Linked DNA regions of Homo sapiens: region 2 is linked to region 1. Evidence: chromatin contacts called from ENCODE Hi-C data. All regions are on one chromosome and are shown on one strand. Each heading gives the region's core, a stretch centred on a gene start or an enhancer-like site at or near the end of the contact. The rest is flanking DNA. Distances are from core to core; before and after follow the strand shown.

The links. A loop is a pair of places that touch in the nucleus more often than their neighbours do. Pooled maps may share reads with other maps.
Region 2: a loop to region 1 is called in a map of PC-3, with 3 times the contacts of the local background. The contact joins the promoter of HDAC9-AS1 here to the enhancer-like site in region 1. A Hi-C loop is called at or near these places in 1 of 168 maps with a recorded cell type or tissue (PC-3), 1 of 37 single-sample maps with no recorded cell type and 2 of 50 pooled maps.

Annotation. Positions count from the first base shown.
Region 1 is chr7:18,352,630-18,359,111 of GRCh38, reverse strand. It overlaps a transcript of HDAC9 not described here. Among named protein-coding and RNA genes, the nearest start is that of HDAC9, 140 kb to the left of the region's middle. RefSeq lists a silencer at 1,112-1,406. Within about 2 kb of position 2,856, at least 3 of the 41 ENCODE cell types and tissues checked have a DNase peak (open chromatin) inside an H3K27ac peak, as active enhancers do.
Region 2 is chr7:18,898,614-18,905,095 of GRCh38, reverse strand. HDAC9-AS1 (HDAC9 antisense RNA 1) reads left to right here and starts at 3,104. Exons shown (of 3, transcript XR_927081.3): 1 at 3,104-3,157. All of the region lies in intron 22 of HDAC9 (histone deacetylase 9), which reads right to left.

The DNA of each region.
Region 1 (6,482 bases), core at 1,607-4,106:
AGTGCTGGGATTACAGGCGTGAGCCACTGTGCCCGGCCTCACTGCCCCAATTTAAGAAAGAAGTACTGGGCAGTGATGAACAGTGCAGGTTTTAGCATAAGGCCTTCTGGGTTGAAATATTAGTCCTACGATTTATTAGCTGTTGTCCTTGGGCAAATCATGGCAAATCACCTAATCTGGTATTAATTGAATACTACTGACTATGTGACAGGTACTTTGCATAAATTTTTTCACATAATCCTCACCACATTCTTCTAACGTGGTTATTATACCTCAATTTTCCAGTTCAGAAATATCAGTGAGGGGACAGGTGTCTAAAGTTATAGCTAGAGTAAGTGGTAAAGCCAGGAATCAAATGTGTATCTGTAAATTCTACTAATGTCTAGTTTTGTGTTCTTAAGTACTAAGTGATATAGAGAAGGAATAACCTATGGCACCATGCATTCGATTAAAAGATAAGTTCCTAACAATGATATCAAAGGATATGTAGGTATACTTATCAAGTTCTTCATGTTCTCATCTGCTCCCATATTTCAATTTTTTCCAAATTCCAACCCTCAGAGAGAAAACACTCATTCGAAGTTGCTTAAATTGCCTCAGCTTTTAAAATCAATGCCAGTTTGCATAAAATAAAAATCACAAGATATTCATGTTTCCAAAATCACTTTTAAATATCCCACTAATCATTAACTACTGTCTCAACATAGCCACACCTAATAAGCTAAAAGCTATTTATAACTTTATAGGAAAAAAAACTGTTTCTTCTACCTCCTACATAAGTGTTTGTGCTCCCAACATCAGTGGACTCAACACATTACTTCCCATTCCTAAATTGCAGGTGAAACTCAGTTGCAAGAGCATTTTTGTCTAGATCACAACCACCTTCTAAACTTCTTTGTTGTTGTTTTGTTTTGCTTTGTTTTTGAGATGGAGTATCTCTCTGTTGCCCAGGCTGGAATGCATGGCACCATCTCAGCTCACTGCAACCTCTGCCTCCGGGGTTCAAGTGATGCTCCTGCGTCAGCCTCCCGAGTAGCTGGGATTACAGGTGCCCACCACCACACCCAGCTACACCTTCTAAACTTCTGCCACATTCATATGAGCCCCTCTCCAATCCAATCTCCATAGAGAAACCAGAATAATCCTATCAAAAGCAAAATCAGATAATGTTGCTGTTTTTCTTTTGCCCTCTGGAGGCATCACTCAACCTAGAAACAAATCCAAGCTCCTCACAAAGATCTTTCAGTCCTGGCCAGTTACCTCCCCAAGCCACATCCTAGCTTACTTCTTGATTCACAGTGAAACACTGAGACACTAGTTCAGTTTCTGCAACAAGCCATGCTCCTTCCTGACTCAGGGCCTTCTCATACTCTGTTCCTCTGCCTGGATAACCCTTTGCCCAATCCTTTATGTGGTAGGGCCACCTAAGTTCACCTCCTCAGAAATTCTTTCCTAACTCTCTAGCCTAAAGTTGGCCCCAAAGGTTATATATACTTACTGACCTTTTTTTTCTTAGAATTGATTTCAATCTGTAATTATGTATTGTTATTTTTTGTTTATATACTGTTTTGTCTGTCTCCTATACTGGCTATAATTCCACAAGGGCAGAAATTGTGTTTGTGTTCTCTCCCTTCTCCTTTATTTCTTTCTCTCAATAAACAACCAAACAAGGCCTAGCACACAATTAGCAAGCAATCAAAGTTTACTGAGGAAAAAAAAGGAGAACAGAGACGACAGAAGGAAAGAAAAAGTCAATTTAACTGCTAGGATCACCCAAATACGATTTTTTTAAATCACAGCTTAAAGGTCTGTTCAGGCATTTCTCATTGTTTCTTAATACTGATTGATGTCTACCCTTTTTCACATATATATTAGATTGGATATATAGGAAGAATGTCAGAAACGAAGTAACAATAAGACATAGTGAGGGGGACCTAAAACTGTTTCAGGCTCCTACACTAAAATCAACTCCAATAAATCCTATAAGATTCTATAAGATCCTAGAATGGTATAAATTTCCAGGTATTTTTAAAATTCAATGATCATAGGGAAAATGCCATTAATCGTGGGGATGAGAAGAGGTAAGGCATTTCTTAAAATGACTTTCAGTATATACCTTAATGCTAGTTAATTTACCTTTCCAACCCTTATTTGTTGGCTTCTACTGTACATAAACTAATAATAAATAATTAAATGAAAAGAACAACAATCAAAAAACACACCAGGATGCTTATGTCTTACAACTTTAAAAATTCTTATAGATTTTAAATCCTGCATCCCTAGTTATTCATACATTGAGGAGAACTCTACATTTATCTTTTGGCATAGCCGGATTCTTCCGATGCGATCTGAAGAACTTGTGTCAGGAATTCTTATGACAATCTCCTGGGCATCAACCCTCCCCCATGTGCAAATACCGGTTTTATTCATTAACTGACTATTGTCTTTACCTAAAAATCAAGCTCTCTAAAGGAAAAAGGTTGTGAAAGTTTCAACTGAAATTACTCCTATGTTCCCCTGTAGAGAGAGCTGAAAGATCTTTCAAGGACATTAAATAGCCAGAGGTGAAAGGGAGCAACTAACAGGAAGGAAGGGAGGATTCATTCGCAGGAGTCACTATAGGAAGGTCCTCCACTGTGAGGTCGTCAGGATGAACTAAAATTGGAGAGTTCATCTGAAACAACTGGGCATTCTTGATGCTTGGGAGTTACAAGTTTGTTGTCTTTAAAAAAAAAAAAAAAAAAAAAAAAAAACCTATGTGCTGCCCTCTAGAGGCTACAAAGAATAATGGCGCCACCTATTAAAAACTGAAAGGAAAAAGTACAGGCAGGAAGAATTTGTCTTTGCCAAATGTATGACCTAACGTGTTACATTTAGTGTCATACTTCAAATTAGAGAAGTAAATTAATATCATGTACGGGAAATTCTGAATTTGATGCAAATAATGATTCTGTCTGAAGACCCAATTCTGGATCTTCCTTTTTTTCTTTTTTAGTTTTTTTACATGCATTTTTAAAAATGACTTTACTAAGGTATATTTAGATACCATAAATTTGGTCATTTAAAGGGTACAATTCAATGATTTCAAAGTTCATTTAAACCAGATTGTACAATGATCACTATAATCCAATTTTGGAACATTTCAATCGCTTGCAGTAAGATCCCTCTAGCCAGTTTATGGCTAATACCCACCCATTCCTGCCCCAGCCCTTGGAAATCACGAGTCTACTTTGTTTATCTATAGATAGGCCTCTTTTGTTTTTAAAACAGAGAAGTTTAGAATTAAATGCTTCATAACATGACAAGGCAATTCCTCCTTTTTGTAGTGCTTTTCCTTCAAAATGTCCTGCCTTGATCAGTGTCACGAAATGGGGGTTAAATCCCTCACCAAACCAAACTCTGGGGAAAAGTACCTGTAAATGCCTAATTCTCAATGTCTCACACTCTGTATATTTAACCTTCCACAGATTTGAGGGTGATGTTAAATTTGTCTCTAATGTCTCTGAAAATTCACTCTGGGTATACTTTTAGCATGCAGTCCAACAGTCCATTTCAAAATAAGCTTTCACATCCCAAGGTTTTATAAAGGATTCATGGTTTAAATATCTGCCTTCATTAATTATGAGCAACCCATTTTTAACAGAATTTTTTTAATCCTAAATTATTCACTTCTTTAATAATGAACTTATTAAAAGTCTCCGTTTTGAATATCTGAAGAACATGCTAGTTCTGGTAGTATAAAGAGCCTATGTTGAAAATGAAGATTCCCAAGAACCCAGACTCTTGGAAGGTTAAGACCAGAGGCTCTAAACCATCCTTTGTGGTAAAAATCCAGCTCTTGAATTTCTGTGTAACCCTGAGAAGGGTACTTAATTTCTCTGTACATTGGTTTCCTCATGGACAAGTGGAGATAATAAGAGTTTTTATTTCATGTATAAAAATGGTGAGAAGTGTACTTGGAGCATAGCCCTTGGTGACTGTCTGCAATCAACATTATGTGAAAGTTATTTTACCAAGGATAATTATCATCACTTCTGTTTGAGAATAAAGACTGGATTTGTAACTGGTGGTAGAAAAAATGACTGACAATAAGCAGATTGAGGATCTGTAATTATTAATTTATCATTCCTTGTATCACATCCTCTATGGCTCTTCAAGACCAGCTGTGGTTTCAGTGCATTTCCAAGCCTAAGGAACAAACCAGGAAGAATGCAAACACTGGTCTCAGAGATAACAAGTCACATCAGAGCTTACGTGCCCCGATGTGTTGACTGTCTAAAGCTTTTTGTATTGCCTGTTTTAGATCCTTCTGAAGGGCATTTCCCTCACCACATCCAATTGATGAATTGCCTTTTTCACAGAGGTCAGGTTTTGGGATCAAGGCAAAGGGAAAGTGGAGGAAATCTGGGCCTGGATAACTAAAATAAAACAAATTAGACAAAAGAAGAAAGCAAAGATAGGTATTAATGGTTTGATTTTTAAGTTCCTTTTTCTCCTAAGCAATTGATGCTTTAATTCTTACGTACAGCGCATATCTCTGTGAATCAAAACCAGTAGAGAATCAAACCACTATAATTAATATAACAAGGCCTGCTGACTCACCTCCACTAAACACAGTCTCTAAAAGCCTAAATCTGCACATTAGTTGCGATTAATTCTTCTCTCCTCTTTCAAGCACCGTAGAGCAGAGCTTTATAAATAGCAAAGTGTGTTAATTTAAACAAAATATAAGAAACCAATTTTTTCAAGGTGGTAAAGACTGGCCTGCATATTTTCATTATTGCATAATGGTTACCTTTAGCCCATAAACTACAAGGTCATAGTAAGGTCACAATGAAGTGGCAAATGTAATAAATGGGAAGAAAAGTAACTAGAGACCATATTTAAAGTGACTTTTTTCCCTAACTAGGTAAATAAATGTCCTTTTAGTATAGTTCATTCAGTAGGGCTGATTTAAAATAGGTTTTCTATTTGAATCATTCATCCACACCCTATATGATGATAAAATTTCTTTTAAATTTTCTTTTTAGTGCTTTTTTTTCACCTTAAAACATACAACCCAGAATTTGCTAAGTCCCAAATGGTTTAATTTAACTTAAAGGGTAAAGCCACCCTTGGCTTAGAATGTGCATACACTAACATTCAAAATAAAAGAAGGTGAAACAGGTCACACTGTTCAGATTGTGAAGATAACATTAAAATTGGCAAAGAAGAACAAAAATGAAAAGAATAAGTCCATGCTCTTTGTGTTTCTATAAAACCTATCCCTTACACCAGGTGGTGGTAATCCAATGCTAGGAGTTCATGATTTTAAAAAGTTGTGTACCTGCTACTTCACTATAAAACACAAAGGTGCAAAGTCTGCTTAGGCAGAAAATAGCTCGAGATCTTTCAGATCCAAATGTGTAGGTCAATGTGGTAACACAGGCCAGGCATTCTGCTGTGTTTTTCATTTATATGCTGTTGATACCCAAGATACAGCAAATAATGTCATCAATTTCCTTCAATTACCTCATAGAGGATTCATTTGCACTCAGGGAATAAAAAGGTTGCCACAGTAGCTTCAGGATCACTCAGCAGCAAGAATCGGCATTAATAACTATCCTCAGAGGCACAGAGGGAGGGAAGAAAGTCATTTACTTAACATTCTTTAATTCTTTGTGGTATAACAAGACTATGTCATGATTTAGAGCTAAAAAGCACAGTTGTTTTGCTCACGAGAAAAGTCTTTCATAACCTACACAGTTTTTGTGACACATGGAGTTATGAGATCTTAGGCTACCTTTAAATACGGTATCCCCCTGCTGAAAGCTCTCAAACAGCTTGCAGAGGAAAAAAAAAAATCCCAATATTACTTTACTCCTGAGACATCAAATATCCCATGTCTTACTTTATAAAGAAGTTTCTTTGTACAATAGCTAGATAGTGCTGAAGAAAATAACTTTTGTATGCCTGTATCATAACACAGGGTCATGTATAGCTAATTAAGCATTCTTCCTTAGGTTTGATTACATAAAGAGTTGGTTTTGTAATACAATAGCACATGAAGGTCAGTATGGTTATGAGAGAAACCTTAGATGCTATGACAAATCCAATAACTAGCAGGGTATTTGTTCATAAAAGTAAAGCATTTCTCAAAATATTTTGCTGATTTGTTAAGGTACTGGAAGATATTTTGCTGGCCGCCGAGCTGACCTTCTGCAACACCCTATATGGTGAGGCTGTTAAAAGATTTTCTTAGAAGATACAGATTTGTATTTTAGAGTAAGACAGAGACAAAAACAAGGATCATGAAATGGAGGTTCACAAGTATCTGAACCAAAGTGGGGAAAAGGGGGGAAAAAAACAAACATCAGCCAGCTCCTTATTTGCACACCGAGATTCACTAACTCTATATGGTAAGTCCTATTTCCCGTCATTTTCCCTGAATCTAGCATGCTAACCATCATAACGAAAAAGAGTTTGTTTTCACCTTTACGTTC
Region 2 (6,482 bases), core at 1,855-4,354, 550 kb before region 1:
AACATGGTCAGGTTGCTAAAAAACCAAAAATTAGCCTGGCATGGTGGCTCATGACCGTAGGCCCAGCTACTCAGGAGGCTAAAGCAGTAGAATCCCTTGAACCCTGGAGGCGGATGTTGTAGTGAGTGGACATCCCGCCACTGAACTCCAGCCTGGGCAATAGACCAAGACTTTGAGAAAAAACAAAACAAAACAAACTAGTTAAAAAAAAGAAAAGAAGTGGCCGGGCACGGCGGCTCATGCCTGTAATCCCAGCACTTTGGGAGGCCGAGGCGGGCGGATCACGAGGTCAGGAGATCGAGACCATCCTGGCTAACATGGTGAAACCTCGTCTCTACTAAAAATACAAAAAATTAGCCGGGCGTGGTGGCGGTTGCCTGTAGTCCCAGCTACTCGGAAGGCTGAGGCAGGAGAATGGCGTGAACCCGGGAGGCGGAGCTTGCAGTGAGCGGATCGCGTCACTGCACTTCAGCCTGGGAGACAGCGAGACTCCATCTAAAAAAAAAAAAAAAAAAAAAAAAAAGAAATGGGGAGGGTAGAGGGTTCCCCATTAACTTATGCTGAGGATCTAGCAAGTAGGAAACTCAGATGATAAATAAGCCAATGCAATATTTTATGGATCTAAATGTTTTATAACAAATTCATCCCTGTGACATATTTCCATATAGATTTTAACTTTTATGAGATTTGAGAGCACATCTTATGTCACACACACTTTATCATTACAGTGGCAACGCAGCACCCTGATCATCATAGATAATCTGTGAATTCTTTCACCTGGTAGCAGCATTTTTTTAAATCCTCCTTTTATAACATGGTTGGACTGGGAAGAAGAATGTATCTCTCATAATTATCTTCTACTTTTATTGTATGAATATGTAAAGCAGAAAACCTTACTATTTCAGTAAATTCATACTTGCCACTAAAGTAGAAAGTAAACTTTATCTACTTAAAAGAAATCGGGAAAATACATATTTTTAATCCAAGGAATGCTAAAGCTCGTACTTGTTCCAATTGTTGGGTGTTTGGGGAAGGACAGGAATTGTGTGTATTGTAATTATGACTATCGAAACTACAGACTTCCATCAGAATCTCTGTTCCCAATCGTAGCCAGCATTATTCTCATCCTAGATTTGTTGCCAGTTGTGTAAGGGTCATGTGGAGGTGAACAGAATATGAGGTATCTGGCTCCAATTCCATTTGGAACATTAAAGTGACTCCAGATTGATAAAATAGAGAGAGAGAACAGCATGCTTGACTACAAAGATCCTAAGCCAGAGTGAGCCAAATGGTACATTCTCGACTAACGGTGACTAACAATGAAAGAGAGAAGAGATCTTAGGAGTGGAATTGAAGCTTCATTTTATCAGGGCTTACTTTAGGATGTAGGTAGAATAAATGAGAATGTTTGTCAGAAAGATAGTGAGGAGTAAATGGGCGTAAATAGCTGACACAAAGATAAGAAAGCTGTCAACATTTTCTGCAAGGGTATGAAAATTCACCTTTTCAGGGTCACATGCTGGCTGCCAGTGAAACGATGGTAAAAAAGAGTTAAGGAAGCTAAAAACAGAAACTCTAGGGATGGCCTCAGAATGTGGAAGAGAGGAAATTCCACTGGATGTCTATTTGAAAGATTGACAAGAGGAAGGATATGTAATAAAGAAGTCAAAAAAGATGAAAATGGATTAAAACTTGAAAGGATTATTACCGATTCCCTGATTTTGGTCTAACACCATTGCTTAGGCGCCACACAAGTATTTTACGTAAACTATGAATAAAATGCAGTTGTCATCTATGTTTTACAAATGAGAAAACTGGGATTTAAAAAAATTAACAACTTGCCTAAAGTCATGTTATTGCTTAGAAGGGCCAAGTCAGGACCCAAATGCAGGTTTATTTAGTTCCACAGCCCTTGCTATAGTTAACCATCAGGCTGAAATTCCATCATTTCTCAAAGCACCTCCTTTCTCCTACTCTGATCAAACATGTATTCTCTGGCCTGAACATGTAAAATTGTTTTCAAATTGCTCATGCAAGAAAATTGCTGAATATATTTGTTCATATTCCCCTACATAACTGTGTATCATGCTTTATTATATCAGACTGACTAGCTCTGCACAATTGGTTTTGCTTACCCCTTAGCACAATGCCATATGTAAATAAATACTATTACTATAGATGATTATACTCATTAGAAAACACTCAAAGGAACGAGACTGCAGAGATTCCTGGAATCAGAAAATTTGTACATGTAAACTAGAGACATATTTCACTTATAAATAGTGTGAAATTTCTTTTTCCAAACTTTTCCATTCCTCAGATATTAAAATCAAAAGTGTTCCTTATTTGTTTATGTGCTAATTCAAATACGTAGCTAAATAATTATATTTTAGGAAATCCAACAAGATATCCTGAGGTAAGCATATTTTTATTTATTTCAGTGATGCAGTTCATTCAATCATTTCCCCCTGCCCTTGTCAATTGTTTCAGTTGCTCACAGGCAATTCTATTAGAAATAAAATATTGTTAGAGGGGGTTCTCAAAACTGCTTTATCTTCATTATATTGAAAATTCTATTCCAAACGAATCTTTGGGGAAATCTTTTTTACTCACATACTTTTCTTTCATAGTTTGGTTTCAAACACAGAGAGTTATTCCTGCCAAAGCCTCATTTTTCTCCTTCTTTTTTGGCTAAAAGCAATCTTCTGGAGCCTGTTCATTCCCCTACCCCTCCACAGATCTCACCATGATGACTCTCCTAAGGACACATTAGAGGGCTTTGCCCTAATCCATATTTTACTAAACAGCCCCAGGAGTGAGAAGAACCTTCACTAGGATTTGATTAAACAAATTCTTAAAGCCAATAAAACGTTTTCAAGTTGTAAGAGAAAGCAGCATTAGTGCATGTTCCCAAGCAGGGCAGACATTTCACTGTTGTCATCCTTAAGGAAGACAGTTTGGGATGCAGTACATTCTCCCTGAGACTCATTCCAGAGGCTTCAGCCTCCAGCAACAGTTGCCTGTGAGGGTAGCTTTATTGCATAGCACAATGCAGTTGTGACTGAAGCTGTTTCCAAACACTTTAGGGCAATTTCATGTGTAACTTTTCCTCTGCCACTTTACAGGGTTCCTGAAAGGGTAGAAGAAAATACAGTAGGTAAGGCCAGACAAAACTTGTGACTAAATTGAATCTGGCATAAAATAATAATATGACATACTCTTGGGACAAATAAAAAAGAAAGCTGCTTGTTAAATGCAGTAGATTAGAAATGTATATATGCAGATGTGAACATTTAAAAGATTAAAAATACTGGACTGATATATGGAAACAACTTTTATGATTAAATAAGATAAGTTATGAAAACAATCCTATTGGATGTTCAGGAAATGTTTAAAACGAACCAAGTGGGTTGAGATATAGTTGGTTCATGGCCATATTTATATGTGGTAAAATACCCATACTATACAATGAGGTTAAGTCTAGCAATTATGTGGTTAATTTGGTCACTCTCCATAATCATAGAGATTCATTTGTTGGGGGTGGGATCCCCTACAGGCATTGGATTCTCCCAGTTGACTGGTAATAATAACAAACAGGCTTACCAGAAACAAACAGTTGTAAAGTCTCCACTATATTACGTGTTCAATTGATGCAGTTGAAATATCAAACCTAGCTTTTCTTTTCCCTAATGTCAGCAATGCAGACAAATAACAGGCGTTTGGAAAAAAGAGGATTTTTTTTAACTCTGAGATATTTTAATTCTGTCCCAGCAGAGAGTCAAAGAATCACAGGAACAAAATATATTATTCATACAATTTTATATATATATATATGTATATGTATATATGTGTGTGTGTGTGTGTGTGTGTGTGTATATATATATATATGTATATATAGTATATATACAGAGAGAGAAAGAGAGTCTGATCTGTTGCAGTATTGGAGCCTTGGGAATAAAGTATCTTTTTGGGAATCTCTGTAGTATATTATTAGAAGATCATGATTAATGTCACAGGACTTAAGCAATCTTTGAAAAGAAGTCAAAATGTGCCACAAAAATTCACTTGATTGTGCCAGTGGGAATATTTCCTAACATAGTCCCAAACTTCAAAAACAGTATAAAGCATGCAAATGGAGTAAGGGGCGGGGTCCATCCATTTCTTCCCAAGTATATTTAATCTATTTAACAGAAAAATGTTGGGAAAGTTGTGGCTCTTATTAGCATGAGAAAAGGGCATCCAGTGGTATCTATACACTAGACTGTTCACATGTTGTTTTTCCCAGGGTAGGGGTGGTATTCGTACTTCTTATTGCTTTATGTCACCAGTCTGTAACCCAGATTGTAACTTTAAGATGTTATCTTCTGGCTGCTCAGATAAACAGCCCATTATGTTTTTATGGTGGGCAGTTCTGAATCCTCAGGGAATTAGAAGATATTGGCTAAAGTTTGTGGCTCCCTGCTAGACTATCAAGGGGTCCATGGGATCTTGTCCGGACTATGACTTTAAGCAAACACCTCTCTCATAATGGTATTCTCACACTGCCTTCTTGGCCATGGACTTCAAAAGCTGATTGCAGGGAGGGCCAGAAAGGCAATAACCCTTAATATAGCAGGACTAGCCTAGAGGGGACAGACAGGGCAAAGGTAAGGCGTCTCTGAGGTTGGCATTTGTGTGTTTAGCCACATGGGGTGATTAAGGGCCATCTGTTCTTCAGTGGGCTAAATCATCGTTTTCACAGCATCCCAGGATCAAGTACATTTCATGCTTAGAAAGCATGAAGAAGCACCCTAGAGTTTTCCCAGTCCTAATGAGACATATTTTAAATTTATTTATCTTTGATTTCTAAATAATGATAGTATGCATAGGTGCATTAGTGTGTGTGCACCTGTGTGCGCATGTATAGATTTGAGTTGTTTTTGTAGACTTGAAATTAAGAGTATCACAATTAAAGCAAAATTCTTGTATGTATTCATACATCTTTTGGACAGGGAAAAAAACCTCTGGAATGTTATGCTGATAGAAGTCTTTGTTTTGTTTTGAATATATCGTGTGACCAGTTCATTTTTTTTTAAATTAGAGAAACTCCTTGTTTGAAATCCATGTACAGAGAAATCTATCATCTTTCTGTGTGTGTATTATCAAGTCTTTCAAACAACACTTTATTTCAGAAAATGCACATTATCAATTTGTGAGAATAGAAATTTGAATTTTTCTGATAGTATTTCCACACTGAAGATAATTTTTTTATATTACAGGTCACAGATAGTATGAAGCTTGTTAAAAGTTAGATGTGATTAGTGTGGATATCCATCTTTATCCATACTACTAGGGCTATATAACCCTAGTTATATAACAAATTACACTGATAATTTGTTAAATAACAAATTACATTGAATAGTTCAAGGCTTATAGATTTTTAAAGACTGTATCATTAACTCACTGTATTCACATTATTTATAAGGTAAGCTAACCACCATGTCTTCCAAAGAAATAATTAATATACTATTAATTTTAACTGGACTAAACCAAATGATTAAAATCTGTAGATTCTGAATCTATAAAATTTTTGAAGTACGATCTATTTAATTGTTACATAGTTGAAACTTACTATTGGCAATCGACAGTCTTCCATCATGTCAACATCTTTAACATGATCTAGCCTAGGTTGTCAGATTCTTCATCAATCTCAGAAAAGATAATAAAAAAGAAGACATCAAGTTCATGTTTGGCTATAGGGAGAGCAAGTAACTTTCAGGGAAAAAAAAAATTATACCAGTACATCAGGTGAGTAAACTCAGTCCTACTAATTACTAGTTACCACATAGGAGCTCACTTCAAATCTAAGCACTACAAGAAAAGTGTCCTCTATTGACAAGACACCCAAACAGCATTTTTATTAATAGGGACGACAGTCTAGCTGTCATCCAAAAGTTATGTTTTCAATCAGCCAAACCATAGCAAATATATCCTAACATTAAAACATGTTTTTTCATTAATAACAGTTTGCTTAGTGGAGATTCCAAAACCTAAGCCATACTTTGGAAACTTTCCCTATGCAATAACTTCCTAACTCAGCAATCTTCATACTTTTTGGTAGCATAAGCGTAACAGAATTTGAAAAACTATATACCTTCTTTCGTCTTTTAAGGGGATGTCTAATATTTTTATGAGTTAGTATTTCTTAAAGGATATACTTTTAAGCATATTGTGTAAGTGATTTAAAAACATTTCCTCAAAATATTGGACCTCTGGATTTAGCTGATTCAATTTATGGAAAATGTCCACTATGCAATCAGATAGACAATACCAGTCTTCCTTGTCACACCAATCAACTAAATCAGACTCACTTATAAAAAAAAAGTCTTATCCTTTTTTTCCATTCAAATGTTGTAAATGTGAATTCCAACATAAGCAGACTGATGATCAATGGATAGATAAGTAAGTAGATATATATACAGTAAACACCCTTTCTCTGAGTA